Regions from separate parts of the Homo sapiens genome. Here region 2 is linked to region 1. Evidence: chromatin loops called from intact Hi-C (ENCODE). Cell type or tissue: gastrocnemius medialis. All regions are shown on one strand. Each heading gives the region's core, and the rest is flanking DNA. Links, peaks and the distances in the headings are about the cores only. Region 1 has its middle 30 kb from the start of GIHCG. Region 2 overlaps AVIL (advillin).

Region 1 (11,012 bases), core at 1,429-9,428:
AGTCTTTGGTGGGAGATAACAATGCTATCCCTAGGAAGCCTCATTTTACCCGCTTGTCTCTTCTGAACATACCTTTTGCCTTTTTATCATCTGCAAATGTTTTCACCCTGGGTCCATGAGGTGTGCTCTGGTGAATTCATGAATCTCTCAAAGCTGTATTCAAAGTTTTGTGCGGATGTGAATTTTTCTAGATAGAAGATCGCTGGCTTTCGCCAGGTTCTCAAAGGGGCCTATGACCCTCAAAAAGTGAAGGACCATGAATATAAGGAATTAAGTCGTGTTCCACCTTTTGTATTCGTTTTCTATTGCTGCAGAAAGTACCACAAATTTAGCAACTTGAAACAAATGTGTTATCTTACAGTTCTATAGGTCAGAAGTCTGACGTGGTCTCATGGTCTCATCAGGCTAAATTTAAGGTGTCAGCAGGGTGGCTTTTCCTTCCTGAGGTTCTAAGGGAGAGTCCATTTCCCTGCTCCTTCGGGTTTCAGGCAGAATTCACCTCCTCATGGTTGTAAGACTGAGGTCCCATGTCCTTGCTCACTGTCGTTGGCTGCCCCTAGCTTCTCGAGGCTGCCACGTTCGTGGCCCCTGGCCCCTTCCTCCATCTTCAAAGCCAGACTTTAAGTATTTCCCACACTTCGAGTCTCTCCTGCCTCTTCTTCTGTCTCACCTCGCTAACTCATTCTTCTGCCTTTCTCTCCACTTTTAAAGGCTCTTATGATTCACATTACGCCCATCTGGATAATCTAGGATAATCTTCCTATTTTCAGTTCATGATCTTAATTCCCTCTGCAAAGTCTCTTTTTTTTTTTTTTTTTTTTTGAGACTGAGTCTCCCTCTGTCACCCAGGCTGGTGTGCAGTGGTATGATCTCAGTTCACTGCAACCTCTGCCTCCCAGGTTCAAGCGATTCTCCTGCTTCAACTTCCTGAGTAGCTGAGAATAGAGATGTGCACCATCAAGCCGGGCTAATTTTTGTATTTTTTATAGAGACGGGGTTTCACCATGTTGGCCAGGCTTATCTCAAACTCTTGGCCTCAAGTGATCCACCTGCCTCAGCCTCCCAAAGTGCTGGGATTACAGGAGTGAGCCACTATGCCTAGCCCACAAAATTTCTTTTACCATGTGATTTAACATTTTCACAGATTCCAGGGATTAGGGCTTGGACATCTTTGGGGGGCCACTATTCTGCCTATCACACCTTTCTACCCATGTTTGTGCCATTTGCTCTGTTCCAAGCACAGAGTGGGTGAGGCCGATCACTAGCCCCCATAATGGGAATCCCTCAGCAAACATCATGAGGCAATGTTTGTCCTCAAAAGCTTCCTAAGTCTTCTTTTAATTACTAATTATTGAACTATCACCCAAGCCCCTCACCTAAAGATTCAATGAACTTGGGCCCCAGTCGCACCCACTCCTCCTGCCCCTCAGGCCAGGCTGTGACCACCATCTCTCCACCTTTCCTCCCAGTTAAAAATAAAGTTCCTCAGTGATGGCCTGGGAGGGATCCAAAGAACAATTTACTCTAAATTGCTAGTGACTGTTCAGCAGTAACCCTTCCATAATAATCTTAGTGCAAAAAAAAAAAAAATTTGCAAAATGTATTAAACTGCAAAAGGAATTTGTTACTAAATTTCCGTGAATTGCAATTAAAGTGTGTCCAATACTAATTAAATACTTCTACTTAACCTCCATCCTCCTCTTTTTTTCTTCTTAGCAGCAGCAATTGACCCCACTTACTTCATTTTATCTTGGGGACTATCGTTCATCCCTTTCCCTCCTAGGATACTCACCTTCTGTGCCAGACCCACAGCCCCTGGCTCCACACACGGGTCTCCAGGAGAGCACTGCGGAGCTGCCTGTGATGAAGCTCACAGACAAACAAGGAAGGAGGTTGCATTACAGGGAGACGGCCCAGGCTTCTTGGCCTAGACATTCTTTAACTGTCTTCTTTATAAAGGAAATTGTTATAGACTTCCTAGCTAATTCCTCAAAGTATCCTAATTTTTTAGAGAAATGGTCAAATGTAAAAAGATATTGAGAATACTTATATTCACCAGTATAGACGATCTTTCTCTCTCTCTCTGTCTCTCTCACACACACACACACACATACATGCACACACATGCAACTATTTCTGCTATGCGTGGTTGCAATAAAAAGAAAAAAATTTGTTGCTGATAGACCGTTTCATTTTTAAAACTCAAAGTTTCAGGTGTGCCCATCATTAAGCCAACACCTCCTTGGCACCACAGACAAGGAAGGCAGGCCTCTTCAGCACAATATTTGCTCACCTACTGGCGCTTGCCACAGTGGAAAGAGGGACATCACATTGTCATGCGGCTGTTTTGATGTGGGACCATTTTTCAATAAGGTCTGAAAACCGACATCAGTTCTTTTCTCCCTCTCTCCCCAGCCCTTTCATTGTTCATCATCAGGTGGTGTGTGCAATGCACATCCTCCCCTCAACCCTTCTCTCCCATTTCTGATCTCTGCCACATTCCTCAGTCACCTCCAAGTGTGGACTCACAGTGAAGCTAATGAAACTTCAGCTTCACGGCCCCTCACTTTCAAGGCCCCTAGGAGTGTTGAAAGTTGCTGGGAGCTGTGAAGGGGTCTAGGTGGAGAGGGGAAGCCAGGCTGCAATCACAAAGCATTTCTGCATGAGCAATTTTGGTAAATTGCCTAAAAGGGTATTAGGAAAAAGGATTCTGGTTCCCCAAAGCATCAATAATTTGTTTGTGATTTATTGTCTCATCCTAAATAAGTACCTAAATAGGTACTTTTGTACCTAATTTAGCATGTTTTTTATTAAAGCACCCTCCTGCCAAATTGTAAAAGCTTCAGCCCCACGAAGCCTGGATCAGCCCTGCCTCACCTCATCACAGTTCCCCACAGCATCCACAGGCCTCAGCCCACTCATACGTCATTCCTAGCCCCATCCCCATCCAGCCTACCTCAGCCGCGGGAGCCACAAGGGTGAGAAGTCAGTTGACACACTATATCGCTTATTAGCTCTGTGGCCCTGGGTGAGATATTGAAGCTCACTGAACTTCATATTCCCACCTATAGAAACTGGATAATAACAGTACCCATCTTGAAAGATTAAGGTTCAGAAAGAATGGATGAGAAGTACCCATCGCCGCGCTTGACATGTAGGTGCTAAATTTATATAACCTAAGGCTTTCAATTACTATGGTGGATGCAGATGGGGAACACAGACTACACTCAAACCAGGTAAATTCCATAAATAGTTAAGTACTCAACATTTGCTTGCCACGACTTATATATCATCGTGCCTTAACAGAGGGTTGCTTTAGGTTTGACCCACATATTAACCATCTTCAGACCCAATCCTGGGTGTCTTGCCCTTTGGTAGCCCCAGAATCTACCTCTTAGTCCTTTTCTGCAGTTCTGCAGGTACCCAAGCTCTGCCTCAGACTCTGCCTCCTACCTCCCGATTCCTCCCAGTGCCTCTTCATATTATGTTTCTGCTTCAACCCTTTATTTCTAGTTTAGAAAAACATATTAATTGCTGCTTCTCCCATTTAAATTATTTCCTAAGGATTTCTCGGTAATCGATTTTTTTACTTTTTGAGACAGGCTCTTGCTCTGTTACTCAGGCTGGAGTCTAGTGGAGCAATTATAGTTCACAACAATGTCAACCTCCTGGGCTCAAGCAATCCTCCCACCTCAGCCTCCAGAGTAGCTGGGACTACAGGCACATGCCACCATACCTGGCTAATTTTTTAAATTTTTTGTGGAGACCAGGTCTCCCTATATTGTCCAGGCTGGTCTCAAACTCCTGGCGTCAAGGATCTTCCCACCTTGGCCTCCCAAACTGCTGAGATTACAGGCATGAGCCACTGCACCTGACTCAATTGTTTTTTAATATTCATTGAGTACCTGTATATGTGCTGGACATTTTATTAGGCTCTTGAGAGAAAACAAGGAATGTAATACAAGACCCTTTTACCTGAACAGGGTTAGAGAAAATAAAATGGATTCTAAATTACTACAAAAGTATAGAGAATATGTTAAGTGCTGTAGAAGTTCAGAAAAGTGATTTTTTAAAATGGTTTGGGCTAAAAGAATCAGGGAAGGTTGAAAGAAGGACTATTTGATCTTGACCTTAAAGGATGGAAGGAATTCGGGTGATGACACAGAGGTAGGGGAAGTGAGCTCCAGTGTGCCTGAGGCTCTGGCTTGGGGGAAGTGAGTGGAGGAATTCCGAGCTCAAGCAGGAAGAAAAAGTTGGGATCAGATTTTAGGGGCTCTGAATGCAAGGCTTGAGAGCTACTCTGCAGGCAGTGGGGAGCCCTGAGAGAAGGAGACTAAGAAAGTGAGAATGAACAATTGTGACGGGGAAAAGTGATCAGAACTACATGTGAGCCAAGCCAGTGAGATCACAGTGGGAGAGGGGTTGCAAGGGAGAGGCCCGGAGGCAGGGAGCCCACTCCAACTCTAACTGTGACCAGCCTCCATCTACGGAACAGAAACCTGGGGCAGAGAGGGGTGCTGTTACAAGAAAAACCTTTTACTAAATATGAAGACAAGCATTGAACAAATAAATAAGCAAACACATGGTGCAGAAAACACAAGAGCAATTCCATCTGGCCAAGGCTTCTGATCCTGTTAGGTGGACTCTCGCCCAGTGTTGGCTGACCCTTTAAGGACACCTCCCCAGGCCAGTTTCCCCTTCGGTTCTCCTCCTCTCCTAGCTCCTCTTCTGCCCCTCCCCACCCATCCTTTGGTCACCAGAGTTCATCCTCCACTTTCCCCACTGGTCACACACTCCACACACTCTCCAGGTTTCCTTCATTCAGTTTTGTGATCCTAAACCCAGACCCATGTATTCAGATACCCTCTAGACATCGACCTGGAGGTGCCACAAACACCACCACTATGTTCTTTACCTTCCTGTCAAAATCTGCTCCACGCAGACCCCATGCCAAAACTCTGGGTGGCAGCCATCCTAGACCCTTCTCTCTCTTTCATTGCCTCTACCGATTCTGTATTCCCAACAGTACTCAAATCCATGCTTTCCTCAATGTTCCCATTTCTCCGCCTTAGGATTTCATCATCACTCACTGGGTTATTTCAGTAGCCTACTAATTAGTTATCGGCCTCCTTCTCGCTGCTGCCAAAATTGTTTTTAAAATATAAATATGATCATGTCACTCCTCTGCTTAAATCCTTCAAAGGCCCTCCACCCACACCCTCCCTCACCTCTTCTAGCATGACGTTCAAATTCCTTAGTGTTATGACCTGCACCCCACCCCCCATAACCTCTTCATCCTCCTCTCTCACCATTCCCACCATCATCATTCATAGATGCATTCATTCGGCAAGGATTTATGCAGCATCTGCTACCTACCTCATACCATATGCTACAGCCGAATGCAATGTCCCACCTGCCTGCGTGTGCTTCTCAACTGCCTGGGCCTCCCTCTCTGATCCCCACCCTTACCCACCTACCTGGAAAACTCCTCATTCTCTGAGACACAAGTCAGGTGCTAGCTCCTCTCTTTTAAGCCTTCACTTACCTCAGGTAGAGGGGGCCATTCTGACATCTGTCCTCACAGTATCGCATGCTCTCCCAATGTTATTGCACCTACCACATTACATGGCATTTACTCGCTTTATTGTATGACTTTTCTGCTACACCTTTAACTCTTTGAGGACAGGGCTTATTCATATCTAATTCATCCTTAAGTCCCTAACAGCACGTAGTACAGAGGCACATAGTAAAAACTCAATAAAATTTTATTGACTCATTTCTAAGATCCTTTCCAGCTCTAAAATTCTATGATTCAAAAACAGGATAAAGATATTTTTAATTGAGAATATGTCATAAAACTCCACCCCGCTCCACCCAAAATTATGAATTGGGATTGTCATATTTGGGGTTTTTGTCAATCTCCTGTGGGCAGCAGGCAGTAACTGCAGATACCATGCCAGCGTCGGTGCTGTCCTGGCTCCTCCCGGAGCCCCATCTGCTTTAGGGCATTAAGTAAACGTTGACTTTAACTGCCTTCCTTCCTGATCTGTATCTTTTCTGTAATCCTGAACAACGCAGGGCAAGGATTCCTACCTAGGGCGTCATACCACCTCTTGCCACGAGAGGACAGCAGGGAGCCCTGGCCTGTGTTAAAACCTTTCTGGCCACCAGATGGTTCCCAACACCACTTTGATGGAGGCCAGGACTTAATTTAAATCACGTGCACTCGACAATCGTTTTCCTTTATTCCCGCTCCCTGAAAAGTGAACTCTCTCCCACAGGTGAACACACAAATACCTGCCAATTGTCTAGAGTTTTTATGTTACTTTGCTTAGGAAGAGGAAATGTAGGAAGAGAGAGGAGCAACACTGAGAGCTTTTAAACATTGGCTAGAAAGAGAGGCTTTCTTTAGATTTTTTTTTTTTTTCGTGACAGGGTCTCTGTCACCCAGGCTGGAGTGCAGGCGTTAGCCACCGCACCTGGCCGCTAGTGGTGTTTTTATTAAGAAAATAACAAATAGACATACCTAAAAGCAAAACAAACAAAACCCCTTCAAAAAGTCCTGGACAGGCCGGGCGCGGTGGCTCACGCCTGTAATCTCAACACTTTGGAAGGCCAAGGCGGGTGGATCACTTGAGGTCAGGAGTTCCAAACCAGCCTGGTCAACATGGTGAAACCCCATCTCTACTAAAAATACAAAACAAATTAGCTGGGCGTGGTGGTGGGCGCCTGTAATCCCAGCTACTCAGGAGGCTGAGGCAGGAGAATCGCTTGAACCGGGGAGGCGGAGTTTGCAGTGAGCCAAGATGGTGCCACTGCACTCCAGCCTGGGCGACAAAGCAAGACTTCATCTTAAAAAAAAAAAAAAAAAAAAAAGTCCTGGGCAGAGAGGGTGAATCCCTTCATCATCAAATTATATTCCTGAAAGCCCAGCATTCTCACCGTGGCTCAAACAACCAAAATGAGAGGAGATGTGTTTGTGAACTAAAGAAAATCCGTGTAGGGGACAGTTTTGCTGTGCCTAGAAAAGTGTGTAGGCCAGGTGCTGTCACCCAAGCCCTTGTGGACTGGCAGGTGCGAAAAGAGGAGGCGAGATGAGGAAGCAAATCCTTCAAACCTGCTTCAAGGAAGATGCTTTGCCTTGATGGGCAGCAAATTCAAGAGAGGAGCTTTTCATGTTAGTTCTGGATAGACCTCTGGAATTTATATTCCCCTTAAATGCTTTTGGGCCCTCCCATTAAATATGGGTGGTCATCTTTTACCCCAAGGAAGAAATTTCCGTGAAAAACCAGGATGCACATCCAGATTGCATGAAAAGACTGCACTCGGGGTATCTGGTGTTTGCAATCAGCAAGAAAAACTATCCAGGGAGCCTCATGGCTATTTTTATTTTGTAGACCCCAGAAGAAAAAAAGTGCACACCCTGCTTTTCTTCTTTGTATACTGGTGCTTTCTCCTCAGTTAAAAGAAAACTGTTTATATCAAAGCTGATTATAGGAAGATTTTTGGGGGTTTTTTTGGCCATGTCATGAGGTGTTTTTTATTTTCAGTAATCGTGCAAATAATGTTCTTTAATGAAAATTATTTGTATGATTAATACAAAATTATTTGTATTAATTTTCATTACAGAAAATTATTTGTATTATTTTCATTATAGAAAATTATTTGTATGATTTTCCATTATAGAAAATTATTGTATGATTATTGAAAATAAAACACACCTCATGGCATGGCAAAAAAAAAAAAACCCTGCTATAATCAGCTTCTTCCACATGGCAGCTGGAGTCTGGAAGATGATGGGGTCGGGAATCCTCCAGGCTCTTAGGAAGTCTCACACCGCTTCTCCTGCTCAGCAGTCTCTTGGGTTGGTTGGCAGGGTGTTCTGCATCCCCATTTTCCTTAGCTTGGCCTTATGAAAGCTAGCGATTTCCTCCATGCCCAGTTCGTCTGCCATTTTCTTAAAACAATCCGAGGCGTCCTGCTCTGAGCCCAAGCTCCTGATGCTCCCGCTGGCATCACTGCAGCAAAAGACCTGTAGGAGGTATTTTTAACTCCAAAATAAATGTTAGTACCCAATCACCCACAGAATGTGTGTGACCTTCCCTGACCTGCCCACTAAAGTCAATCCCATATTATTCTCTGTCGCAGCACGTGTGTATGTCCCTCACAGCACTTACAACAGCTGTTTTTTGTTTGTTTACTTGTTTATTGATTATCCCTCTCACTAGACTGTAGGCTCTGTGAGGGCAGGCCCTAGGTCTGTTCACCACTCTTTCAGCTCTTAACAAAATGGCACAGAATGTGAATGTGGTAAGCAGTTGTTGGATGAGTAAATGAGTGAAGAGAAAGCTTAATGTCATCCAAATTGTACTGAATGCAAGACAGGGAAAAATGGAATCTTGGCTGGTTTCTCCATTGAACATTCTTTCAGGCATGAACAGGACTATTAAGTCTATTGCTCTTTTTCAATAGAGCCCAATTATAATTACTGTTAATTTACCTGTGTTCTCCAAGAGGGACTATTTAAGCCAATTATTGACATTAAAACATAGAAATATGAAATTTCACTGTTGAGATGGCAATCTATTTAAAATATGTTCTAATTTGACTCTTTTGTTATGAGGCTTTCCTGACAAATCTCCTTATAAAAGCCAAGCCTTCCCCTAATTGAGACTAATCATGGTAGAACCATTAGTATGCTGCAGACAACAGGGCTGAAGAGCGAGCTAGTCCCAGAGTTGAATCCAAGCTTGGCCACTGACAGCCCTGTGACCTGGAGCAAGTCAGCTTTCTTGAGCCTCCATCAGGGCTGCATGCCTGGTACAGGCCAGACCCTCAGAACTATTCCATTCCACCACTCTCACCACCAGCCAAGGGCAGCCAAGCTACACAAGGCACTTCAGAATTCCTCACCAGGGCATTAGTAACGTTTCACTTAAGAAATGAGAATGCAGGCCACATTCCTATTGCTCCAACTCAAACTTTCTCTCCCGTCTCTGTTTGTTTTACCCTTTAATAGAAGATGGGCTTCCACAGTGTACACACTCCCTACCCTATTGCTCCTACTTACACAGAACTACATTGCTCCTCCTGCCACTTCCACAAAGCCTCCAATTGCAGCTTTTTACATTCTTGTGCAACACAGCTAGTGTTCAAGGGCTAAAGAGGGCAAATGTGGTACAGAGGCTCAGGTTTTTCTAGTTCCATCATCAATGGCTTGCAGTGAGGAGATACACATGCAGCATGTAGCCACACACACAGCAGAAACAGGGTATATTTCTTTACTATTCAGAAAGCCTTCACAAATCAATTAGGAAAAAGCAAACTACTCAATAGAAAAATGAAGAAAACAGAAAAAGAAATGTAAAAGGCCAGTAGCCTGTGAAAATATGCTCAAGCTTACCCATAATTAAGACAGATCAAAACAGTGAGACACCATTTTCACCTATCAGATTAACAAAAATTAAAATCATTCAGGCCCAGTGTTGGCAGCAGTGTGGAAAACCAGGCACTCTTATACACTATTGACAGAAGTACAAGCTGAGCAATTAACAATATAAAAAATTTAAATACAAAACTCAACTATATTACATCAACTTCTGTTCATCAAAAGTCCACTCGTTTTAAAAGTGAAAAGATAGCCAAGCATGGTGGTGTATGCCTGTATTCCCAGCTCAAGGCAGGAGGATCACCTGAGCCCAAGAGTTCGAGGCTGCACTGAGCTGTGATCGCACCATTGTGCTACAGCCTGGGCAGCAGACTGAGACCCCGTCTCAAGAAAAAAAAAAGTGAAAAGAATCAACAGATGGGAAAGATATTTGCAAAACATTTAACTGATAACAGACTAGTAAGCATAATATTTAATGGAATTCTATAATCAATATGGAAAGGACAAGCACTCCAAAAGAAGAAAATGGGCAAAGGTAATTATCATAAGAAGAGATACGTATAGCAAAAAAATAAAATATGTGAAAAGATGCCTAACCTCACTAGTAATCAGAGAAATGTAAACCACAACAAGAAAGCATTTCACACCAATCAATTCCACAAAAATTAAAAGTTTGACAACAGCAAGTGATGGTGAGGAGGTGGAGTAACTGACTGTGGATAAGAGTGTAAATTACAATAACCACTTTGGAAAGACTTTTTTTTTTTTTCCTTTTTTTTTTTTCTTTTTTTGAGAGAGTCTCACTCTGTCACCCAGGCTGGAGGGCAGTGGTGCAGTCTCGGCTCACTGCACCTCCATCTCCTGGGTTCAAGCAATTCTCCTGCTTCAGCCTCTGGAGTAGCTGGTAGCTGGGATTACGGGCTCACACTGCCACATCCAGCTCATTTTTTTTTTTTTTTTTTTTTTTTGAGATGGAGTCTCGCTCTGTCGCCCAGGCCAGAGTGCAGTGGCATGATCTCGGCTCACTGCGAGCTCTGCCTCCCGGGTTCTTGCCATTCTCCTGCCTCAGCCTCCCGAGTAGCTGGGAGTACAGGCACCCGCCACCACGCCCGGCTAATTTTTTTGTATTTTTAGTAGAGAAGGGGTTTCACCGTGTTAGCCAGGATGGTGTCAATCTCCTGACCTCGTGATCTGCCCGCCTCGGCCTCCCAAAGTGCTGGGATTACAGGCGTGAACCACTGCGCCCAGCCAATTTTTGTATTTTTTTAGTAGAGACAGGGTTTCACCATGTTGGGCAGGCTTGTCTCGAACTCCTGATCCTCATGTGATCTGCCCACCTCAGCCTCCCAAAGTGCTGGGATTACAGGTGTGAGCCACCGCACCCGGCCTGGAGAATACTTCCAATCTCATTGAAGATTCTCATAATCTATGAACCAGTCAGTAATTCCACTCCTAAGCAAATGTCCTAGAGAAACCCCCACACATACACAATCAAGAGATGATGTGTACAAGAATGTTCATAGAAGCACTGTTTGTAACAGGAAAAAAACACTGTACAACTTTAATGTCCATTAACCAGAAAATGGATACATAATTATAGTATATTCATACAATTTGAAGTTAT
Region 2 (11,012 bases), core at 1,654-9,653, 100 kb after region 1:
GCACCAATGTGGAGACCGTCAACGATGGTGCTGAGTCGGCCATGTTCAAGCAGCTGTTCCAGAAGTGGTCAGTAAAGGACCAGACCATGGGCCTGGGGAAAACGTTCAGCATTGGTAAAATTGGTGAGACTGCCCCCAGATCATCCTCTCATTGCTAAGACTCTAGAAAAGCAGGCACAGATGCTTCTTACTCACTCGGCTTTTCCCAACCCTTTCTCCACAGCTAAAGTTTTCCAGGATAAATTTGATGTGACTCTGCTACACACCAAGCCAGAGGTAGCTGCCCAGGAAAGAATGGTCGATGATGGCAACGGAAAAGTTGAGGTAAGCCCAATGATTCAAATGTCAGGGCAGACAGCACTGGCCTTCATGGCTGTCCTGCTGGGGGCAGGGGTGCAGGTGATTCTGTGTCTGCTTTGCTTTCCCTTTCCCCTCCGGCACCTCAGGAGTCTTCTTTAAGAGTCTTGTGAGTCTGTAGAGTTTTCAGGGTAGTGAAAGGCACATCCTCAAATGTGCTATCAATATCTCACCTGGAAGATATATTCAAATCATTGCTCAGCCTTGCAAAGACCGAGCCATGATGGGATGCTCCTGAACAGGATGGCCCAGTTCATCTCACGATTCAAATCATGCAAATGTGATGAGTCCTCAGCACTGGGAGAGAACCAGAGGGAGAAAGGGAACATGGAGTAAACGTCAGCACCTTTCCCACCTGGATTCTCTCTTTAGTGTGGCCTAGCCCCTCTCAGCACCCCCATCTCTGGAAAACGGTGTCTCCTTCTATGCCCAGGTCTGGAGAATTGAGAACCTGGAGCTGGTCCCTGTGGAGTATCAATGGTATGGCTTCTTTTATGGGGGAGACTGTTATCTGGTCCTCTACACATACGAGGTAAATGGGAAGCCACATCACATCTTGTACATCTGGCAGGTAGGCCTGGCACAGGCTTCAGCTTTGGATCCTGATGTGTCCTCTGGCCACTGGGCTGGGGCGGGGAGCATGGGTCCTTCATGGCCTCTCACCATTGCAGGGCCGCCACGCCTCACAGGATGAGCTGGCAGCCTCAGCATACCAGGCAGTGGAGGTGGATCGGCAGTTTGATGGGGCTGCTGTGCAGGTTCGAGTCAGGATGGGAACGGAGCCACGCCACTTCATGGCCATCTTCAAAGGGAAGCTAGTTATCTTTGAGGTGAGGATGCTCTGATAAAATTACACCATGAGCTGGAACGTTCCAAACTAACAAACCAGCACAGGACTATTGGAGAGCAGAGGAGGGGTGGGGTAGGGAGTCAGGCTTGGATTAGACAGAGGAAGAAGGGGGTTAATCCCTCTAAGACAGTCAAGTGAATCCCAACTGCCTAGGGCTTCAAGTCTGAACCACTATCTAAATTATGTTCAAGGTCTTTCATAACCTGACCCATATTACCTATGCAGGTGCACCACCCTCAGCTCCCTAACCTGCACCCTCCACTCCAGTCAGGTGGGTCTCTTCATTAGACCTCACGTGTACCATACCATACCCCTCCTGCTTCAGATGTGCTCTTTCAAATTCAAGTCCCACTTCTTCCATGAAGCCCTGGCTGAAGCACTACCAAGCAATGCGTAATGGCACATGCTTGATATCACACAAGTCTGGGGTCAAGTCCTAGCCTTGTCATTTACTAGTCAAGTTTCCAAGTCTCAGTTTCCTCATCTGTACTATGGAATAATAACATCTACTTCATAAGAGTTATAATGAGGATCAATGAAATGATGTAGGTAAGCACCAGTCACAGAGCCTGGAATATGATAAAGTTCTCAGGATGAAAGTTGTTGTTATCGGTGACATAACTCCAGCTTACCCTGACCCTTTCCAGTGAGTCTAGAAGCTCCTCAAGGGCAAACATAATACTATAACATTCACGTTTCCCACAACAGCTCCTCTAGCACTCTGCTCACATGGTGCTCCTTAGATCTGGACTCTGCTTTTCTTCTCTCTAGGGTGGGACTTCCAGGAAGGGAAATGCCGAGCCTGACCCTCCAGTAAGACTCTTCCAAATTCATGGAAATGACAAATCTAACACCAAAGCAGTGGAAGTTCCAGCCTTTGCCTCCTCCCTAAACTCCAATGATGTCTTTCTGCTGCGAACTCAGGCAGAGCACTACCTGTGGTATGGCAAGGTAGGATGGCTGGGCCCCGGGTCAGACCAGCCCCTCGGAGCCCAGACCTGCACTCCCCTCCTCCTGTCAGCAAGGTCAAAGGACCTAGAGTAGGCTGGAGTGCTTGCTTTGGCAGCACATATACTAAAACTGGAATGATACAGAGAAGATTAGCATGGTCCCTGTGCAAGGATGGCATGCAAATTCATGAAGCGTTTGATATTAAAAAAAAAAAAAAAAAAAAAAAGCTGGGCACGGTGGCTCATCCCTGTAATCCTAGCACTTTGGGAGGCTGAGGCAGGCAAATCACGAGGTCAGGAGTTCGAGACCAGCCTGGCCAACATGGTGAAACCCCATCTCTACTAAAAATACAAAAATTAGCTGGGCATGGTGGCACACGCCCATAGTCCCAGCTACTCAGGAGGCTGAGGCAGAAGAATCTCTTGAACCAGGGGGCGGAGGTTGCAGTGAGCCGAGATTGTACCACTGTACTCCAGCCTGGGCGACAGAGTGAGACTCCGTCTCAAAAAAAAAAAAAAAAAAAAAAGCCAGGCACAGTGGCTCACACTTGTAATCCCAGCACTTTGGGAGGCCGAGGCAGGAGGATCACAAGGTCAGGAGAACGAGACCATCCTGGCTAACACAGTGAAACCCCGTCTCTACTAAAAATACAAAAAAAATTAGCCGGGTGTGGCAGCATGCGCCTGTAGTCCCAGCTACTCGGGAGGCTGAGGCAGGAGAATCGCTTGAACCCAGTAGACGGAGGTTGCGGTGAGCCGAGATCGCGCCATGGCACTCCAGCCTGGGCAACAAGAGTGAAACTCCATCTCAAAAAAAAAAAAAACTCACTGAAAGCCCTGCTTACACCTAGCAGAAATCTCATAAACTTCTATGCAGATGGAGGCTGGATAAGTCAATCTTCCCATGTGAATTTGGTGGACTCTAACAGACAGGCACTAATACAGAACAAAAACACAAAATATGATGTCAATTCATATTGCAATAGTGGATTAAAATGCACTAAGGCCGGGCGCGGTGGCTCACGCCTGTAATCCCAGCACTTTGGGAGGCTGAGGCAGGCAGATCACCTGAGGTCAGGAGTTTGAGACCAGCCCGGCCAGCATGGTGAAACCCCGCCTCTACTAAAAATACAAAAAATTAGCTGGGCATGGTGGTGCACGCCTGTAGTCCCAGCTACTCCGGAGGCTGAGGCAGGAGAATTGCTTGAACCTGGCAGGTGGAGGTTGCAGTGAGCCGAGATTGCGCCACTGTACTCCAGCCTGGCTAACAGAGCAAGATTCCCTCTCAAAATAAAATAAAATGCACTAAAATTATTTTACAAAAAAGAACAGGAAAAGATGCTTAACATCATTAGTCACTAGGGAGATGCAAATCAAAATCAATGAGATAACCACTACACATCTATTAGAATGGTTAAAAAAATTGACAACATAAAATATGAGCAAGGATGCAGAGCAACAGGAATTTTCATGCATTGTTGGCAGGATTGCAAATGGTACAGCTTCTGGAAAACATTTCGACAGTTTCAGTTTTTTTTTTGTTTTTTTTTTTGAGACAGAGTCTCATTCTGTCGCCCAGGCTGGAGTGCAGTGGCGCGATCTTGGCTCACTGCAACCTCTGCCTCCTGGGTTCAAGTGATTCTCCTGCCTCAGCCTCCCAAGTAGCTGGGATTACAGGCGTGTGCCACCACACCCAGCTAATTGTATTTTCAGTAGAGACGAGGTTTCGCCATGTTGCCCAGGCTGCTCTCGAACTCCTGACCTCAGGTGATCCACCTGCCTCAGCCTCCCAAAGTGCTGGGATTACAGTAGGGAGCCACCACGCCCAGCTGACAGTTTCTTACAAAGTTAAACATACACTTACCGTATGATCCAGCAATCCTACTCCTGGGTATTTACTCAAGTAAAACAAAAAACTATCTTCACAGAAAAACCTGTGCACAAATGTTTATAGCACCTTTATTCATAATCAGAAACAACCCCACTGGAAAATGGATAAACAAACAGTAGTACATCCACATGATGGAATACTTCTCAGCAATAAAAAGGGATGAGCAGCGCGCTGGTAAACCCAACAGAGATCTCATATGCATTCTGCTAAGAGAAAGAAGCCAGACTGAAAGGCTAAATATTGTATGACTCCACTTACAGCATTCTGGAAAAGGCAAAACTATAGTGATGGAGAATAGATTCATGGTTACCAGAGGTTAAGGATTCAGGGAGGCTTTGACTCCAAAGGGGTCGCACCCCAGATAATTTTGGGACGGACTGAGGAAGAAACTGTTCTGTGCCTTTATTGTGGTGGTAGTAACATGATTCTGCTTGTGAAAATTCTTAGAATTGTATGTCAAAAGAGTATATTTTATTGTATGTACTTTTAAAAATAAATTTAAATTTTTTCTCTAAAATAAAAATCAAAAGTAGGTGCCTAAATTCAAACTGAAGCTGAAACAAAGGTGACTTTTGCCAACACCCACTGTGGGTTTCAAAGCCTAGTCCTGTTCTTTGCCCCACACTGTTTTCCTCCCCACTCCCCAGCACTAGAACAAACTTGTCTGTCTTCCCAGGCTGAGGGACTGTGGTTTGGTAGCTGATCCTGGCACACTGAGTTATTAGTCTCAGATGCTTTTCTTTCCACATCGAAGTGCCCCTGTGCAACTAACATCTGTGCTCTCCTCGCCCCACTCTCAGGGGTCTAGTGGGGATGAGCGGGCAATGGCTAAGGAGCTGGCCAGCCTTCTCTGTGATGGCAGCGAGAACACTGTGGCCGAGGGCCAGGAGCCAGCCGAGTTCTGGGACCTACTGGGAGGGAAAACTCCCTATGCCAATGATAAAAGGTATGGGAACACAGCCTCCCCCTCTTCTGGGCTCCCCCTGCCTGCCAGGCTTGTGAATTGCACAAAGGCTAAAACCTCAGTTTTAAAAACATTTCTAAGCAGCTTGATGCCCTTAAATGGACTATATTGCAGACTTCAGCAGGAAATCCTAGATGTCCAGTCTCGTCTCTTTGAATGTTCCAATAAGACCGGCCAATTCGTTGTCACTGAGATCACAGACTTCACCCAGGATGACCTGAACCCTACTGACGTGATGCTCCTAGATACCTGGGACCAGGTAAGACACAGCTGCAGAAGTCAGAACATGAGAAAGACTCCCACAGTAAGGGTTGTTTTTGTGTAGTATCCCCACCCTAGAATAAACCCAGGGTAGCCCTGGACCATCCCCAGCTCAATCAAACCTTTGTCAGCAGTGACCAAAAGAAAGCCCGGGTTTTTTTTCCAGGGGTGATGTTTGAGAATGATGTTTGAAACTCACCATCCTGGGCATTTTCCCACCTTGCTTTGGAAAAATCCAGCCATCCTATCATCATCCTATCATCATTTTAGTCTTAGGATCAATAGCAACGGACTCCACATGCAGAGGATATGGGCCTTTGGGGGAACAAAGGCAGTCAGTAGACTATTGTCATGGTCAAGTAAGAGCTACTGTGGGCCCACATAAGGGCAGTGGAGTAGGGATGGAGGGATGGTGACAGATTTGACAAATGCTTAGGAGGTAAAGTTGGTCAGCCCTGGTGACTCATTGGATATGGGGGGTTTCTAGGAAACTCTCAGGCTTCTGCCTTAGGTGACTAGATAGATACCACCTATCAAAAGTGGAGACTCAGATACAAGTTTAGTAAAGAAGAGCTACATCCTGAAGGTGTTATTTTTAAGGTGCTTAGAGCAGTCAAGAGGAGGTGTTCTGCAAGAAGTTGGATTCAGGAAGCTGAAGTTCAGAGACAGCTCCAATTTGGAAAGGCAGACCTGGAAGATACACATAGCAATTAAAATGATAAACATCAAGCTGATTCTGGGAAAACCTTTCTCTGCTGAACAAATTAGGCTGAGAAAGTTTTCTGAGGCTGTGAATTGCTCACGAAAGAAAGGGGAAAGATAGGGTAATGTGTATGATCTAGTACTTAGTCCTTGGTATGAACACAGTAACATATATTAAATCTCCACCTTAACAGGTGTTCTTGTGGATTGGGGCTGAGGCCAATGCCACGGAGAAGGAGAGTGCCCTTGCCACAGCACAGCAGTACCTGCACACTCACCCCAGCGGCCGAGATCCCGACACACCAATCCTGATCATTAAGCAGGGGTTTGAGCCTCCCATCTTCACAGGCTGGTTCCTAGCCTGGGACCCTAACATTTGGAGTGTAAGAAAAGAGAGTAGGGAAGCTCTAACTTCCTGCCAGGTAGCTCAGAACAGCTCAGTGGGCAGGAAGGTGGAGTACTGATTCACGGCTCAGTGAAACCAGGACCTCATTTCCCTACTCCCATCCCACTCCCTGCCTTTTACTTTTCTCCTCTTTTTCACCTGCCACAGCAGTAAGTCCAGGTGGACAATTCACAGCAGGTGTCAGCAATAAGCAGTGTGAAGTATAAACAGTTTATAAAGTATATCCATACACATCATCTTTTTGATCTTTACAACAATCCTGATAGCCAGTAGAAGTATTGCTCCCTATTTTATTGATAAGGAAGCTAAGAGGATAAGTCATTTGTCTAAAGTCACAGTTAATCAACAGAAAGCCAGGTTTCCTGACTCCTAATCAACTTTTTTTTTTCTTTTTTTGAGACAGAATTTCGCTCTTGTTGTCCAGGCTGGAGTGTAATGGCACAATCTCGGCTCACTGCAACCTCTACCTCCTGGGTTCAAGCAATTCTCCTGCCTCAGCCTCCCAAGTAGCTGGGATTATAGGCATGCACCACCATGCCCAGCTAATTTTTCTATTTTTAGTAGAGATGGGGTTTCACCATGTTAGTCAGGCTAGTCTTGAACCCCTGACCTCAGGTGATCCACCCGCCTCAGCCTCCCAAAGTGCTGGGATTACAGGCATGAGCCACTGTGCCTGGCCTTCAACTGCTCTTTCTTAAATCTTATTGGGAGGACTGAGGGGTTACCATCAAAGAATGTGCGTTATGTTTAAGCACCTTTCAAGCCTGCATGGACCCAAAAGGGGGGATTTTCATTTTTACTTATCCTTGAAATGTCTTCTGACTCCCTGGCTCTTTTGCTTTTCCTGAAGACACAGACCAGACCTAAGATGTCCCTCCCCTATAAGAAAGACCTCATCCTGTGTTTTCTCTCTCTTCTTCTCAGGCAGGAAAAACATATGAACAATTAAAAGAAGAGCTGGGAGATGCTGCTGCTATCATGCGAATCACTGCTGTGAGTCGGGTTCGCTCTTGGGAGAAGCCAGCCACATGGGCAACCAGAGCCAGAGAACACACAAATGCTACAGATGCTCACAGGCAAAACTCATGTCCTTAGTATTACCATAGTTGTCTGTTTTGATGTAAAGACTTTTTGTAATCAATAGAAAAGCAGGTCTCAGAGCCAAGTTCCTTATTTTCCTGACTTCCAGATTTTCAAACAGACTTGCTGTGTAAAAACAACAAAAATGGGGCCGGGCGCGGTGGCTCATGCCTGTAATCCCAGCACTTTGGGAGGCCAAGGCGGGTGGATCACCTAAGGTCAGGAGTTTGAGACCAGCCTGACTAATATGGTGAAACCCCGTCTCTACTAAAAATATGAAAATTAGCCGGCCGTGGTGGCATGCGCCTGTAGTCCCAGCTACTCGGGAGGCTGAGACAGGAGAACTGCTTGAACCCAGGAAGCGGAAGTTGCTGTGAGCTGAGATGGCACCACTGCACTCCAGCCTGGGCAACAGAGCGAGAGTCCGTCTCAAAAACACAACAACAAAAAAATGAATATTTGTTTTATTATTCAACTCTGCCGTTTAAGGAGAGATTAAAGTCATTGGCAGTATTTTTCAGAAATAAGCTTCTAACCCAAATGACATTTTTATTCATTTCTGACAGTGAAGTCCACAGAAACTTAGGCCATTTACACCTATTTTAATGGTTAAAAGAAGTGGAGCCTCTAGCCAGGAATCCAGCAGTTCTTTAACCTCAGGAGGAGTGCATGGCACCAGGTGTTCAAACCATCTGGCAATTCTGTCCTTTGTGCTCTACAAACTCAGATTCCAAAGCTAATGTTGATGTAGTATCTTTAAATTGTATTTAAGTAGGACTACAACCTAAAGTCATTTAAAGGCTGGAAATGCAGGGCTAAATAAAAGTACCAAGAGAAGGTATGTGATCCCAATATTCAAATGAGATCCAGACACAAGATGTATGCCAAACTAGCTATACAGGACTTGCCTTGGACTTACTGAATCAGCTTTCCCAAGAACAACCCCAAAATCTGAATATTTTCTATTCCCAGATGATTCTGACATGCAGCCAGGTTTGGGGAGCATTGTTATCAAAGATGATTACAGAGGGTGAAGTGGCATAAGTCAAAATGTTAAATATTATACACATTCAGAACTGTAACCACACAGACACTGAGGAGTCTTTTCCCTGTGCCTACATTCTTATCTTACCTAGGACATGAAGAATGCAACCCTCTCCCTGAATTCTAATGACAGTGAGCCAAAATATTACCCTATAGCAGTTCTGTTGAAAAACCAGAATCAGGAGCTGCCTGAGGATGTAAACCCTGCCAAAAAGGAGGTGAGTGGCTGAAGGAACTGTGTCTGTTGGAAGTGGAGCTCTCCGTGAGTAAAAAACTCAGCTCAGCAAATGGCCTAGGACAGCTCCGGCACATTGTAGCCGCTCAATGGACATCTGAGCTACCTAGGAACTCAAACCAAAAAAAACCAGGGTTCTTTCTTGATTCTTTTCTCTCCACCTACATCAGTCTATCAGCTAGCTTCTGTTCACTCCTCTTCCATTTCTCTGCTACTAGTCTAGTCCAGCTATCATGGACTACTTACTACAATCCAACTGGTTTCCACCTGTTCCTACAATCCGTTCCCCACACAACAGCCAAAGAGATCTTTAAAATATATGGCACGGCCCTGTTTAAAACACCTGGAATAGCTTCCCACTACATTTAAAAAAAGAATGTGAAGGCCTATACAATCTGGCCCCTGCCTAGCTCTCTGATTTCATTTCATATACCAATACCCTCATCACTCACCACCCTTCAGCCAGTACAGCGGCTGCTTTGCTGTTCCTTAAAACATGCTTATTCCAGCCTTTGAGCCTTTACACTTGCTAGTGTTCGTGCCTGAAAAAACATCCTTCTCCCAAATCATCACAGCACCAGCACCTTCTCATCATGTAGGTCTCAGCTCTAATATCACCTCCCCAGGGAGGCATTTCCTGACCACCCTAATACTGCTTCCCATACCTGCTCCAGTCCCTTTATACTTGTTCATTGCCTATTTCCCCCTCTAGTAATATCCTTAAAAGGAAGGACCTTTGTTTGTCTTGCTCACCATCATATTCTCAGCTTCTCTGCACCTACAACAGTGCCTAGCAGATAGCAAGTATTCTTAAGTTTTGCGTGAATGAATTAACATATTTGAGTTAAAAGAATAAATTTCTTGGCCGGGCACGGTGGCTCATACCTGTAATCCCAGCACTTTGGGAGGGTGAGGTGGGTGGATCACGAGGTCAGGAGTTCGAGACTGGCCTGGCCAATATGGTGAAACCCCGTCTGTACTAAAAATACAAAAATTAGCCAGGCGTGGTGGTGGGTGCCTGTAGTCCCAGCTACTTGGGAGGCTGAGGGAGGAGAACTGCTTGAACCCGGGAGGCAGAGGTTGCAGTGAGCCGAGATTGTGCCACTGTACTCCAGCCTGGGCCACAAAGCAAGAATCTGTCTCAAAAAAAAAAAAAAGAAAAGAAAAGAATAAATTTCTTTTCCCCTTGAAGAAGTTGATTTAGGCACAGACTCTGGACTCTGGATTTCCCACAATGTCTTATCTAGTCAACTCAAGTATCTGGACTACAATTTTCTTGAAAGCAAAGCCCATATATTAATAATCTTTACTTGTATATAAATATTCAATAAATCATTAAGTAAATGTGTAGAAGAATTTTATGCTCAATAAGATCCACCCGATCATGCATTTGAAAATTTATGGGTAAAAATGGTAGTTACGGGCAGAAAACAAGGAAAACCATAGCTCAATTTAGTTCTTCATTCTGCCAAAATTTGATGTCTGTAATTCATCCTTAATACATAACCCATTTATTGCCTTCTGGCAAGAAACTGGCGCTTGCTGGCACTGTGAGAGCAGTGAATCCAGTAAGCTTCTGCCACAGGCCAAAATGGGACTCCCTGACCTGAAGAACACCTCTCCAATGAATAATTTAAATCTTTAACAGCCTTTCTGAGAAATTCATTCTACTTCCCTCTTCAAGGATCCACCTAGAACTCCCTCTTGCTCCAACTTCCTCAACTTCTGTTGGCAATGATGTCATGTCTTCCTTCTAACTAGAAACTTTGTTTTCTCTCTTAGAATTACCTCTCTGAACAGGACTTTGTGTCTGTGTTTGGCATCACAAGAGGGCAATTTGCAGCTCTGCCTGGCTGGAAACAGCTCCAAATGAAGAAAGAAAAGGGGCTTTTCTAAAGCAAGAAGGCCTATACCTATTGCAAGGCCACAGAAAAGAGCAGATAGTGCCAATATCAGGAAATAATTTATCCACCAATTTCTGCCTGACATTCAGCTACTTAATTTAGATATAATAGAGTCTGCAAATCACGGCATGTTCTCCATTTTTTCTCATCCTTGCATTCCTTGCTTGTTATATACCTAAAATGTTAACCATATAGTTTTTGGGTTTTGTGGCCCTCTAGCTAAAGCCTCAGCAGAAAGCACTAAAACTGCATAAATCTGGAGAAATCAAAAGAAAGAGAACCAAAAAACAATGCTTAAAATGTTTAATAACTTTATGTTTAATATTATACCAGGACCTACCTTTGTTTTCAATTTTAAGATGATTATT

What was found. Peaks named below come from ENCODE experiments on the same cell type or tissue, not always from the same donor. Only the 100,000 strongest peaks of a DNase experiment are listed, where the experiment ranks them.
Region 2: it touches region 1 in a loop (7-fold over the local background); 64 of 110 quality-filtered maps call a loop at or near these places.

Annotation. Positions count from the first base shown.
Region 1 is chr12:57,900,647-57,911,658 of GRCh38, reverse strand. No RefSeq gene overlaps it. Among named protein-coding and RNA genes, the nearest start is that of GIHCG, 30 kb to the left of the region's middle. RefSeq lists an enhancer at 5,999-6,293. In gastrocnemius medialis, for the core only: a CTCF peak has its summit at 6,126 (motif pointing right); a DNase peak (open chromatin) is centred at 6,148; H3K4me3 peaks cover 382 bases; H3K27ac peaks cover 392 bases.
Region 2 is chr12:57,797,506-57,808,517 of GRCh38, reverse strand. AVIL (advillin) reads left to right here. Exons shown (of 20, transcript NM_006576.4): 10 at 1-123; 11 at 224-324; 12 at 791-928; 13 at 1,029-1,187; 14 at 1,979-2,158; 15 at 4,849-4,994; 16 at 5,127-5,271; 17 at 6,170-6,358; 18 at 7,306-7,374; 19 at 8,598-8,723; 20 at 10,523-11,012. The coding sequence ends at 10,636. TSFM (Ts translation elongation factor, mitochondrial) reads right to left here. Exons shown (of 6, transcript NM_005726.6): 6 at 10,931-11,012. It also overlaps the pseudogene RNU6-1083P. Among named protein-coding and RNA genes, the nearest start is that of AVIL, 16 kb to the left of the region's middle. In gastrocnemius medialis, for the core only: a CTCF peak has its summit at 5,038; no DNase peak of the experiment used is centred there; H3K27ac peaks cover 390 bases.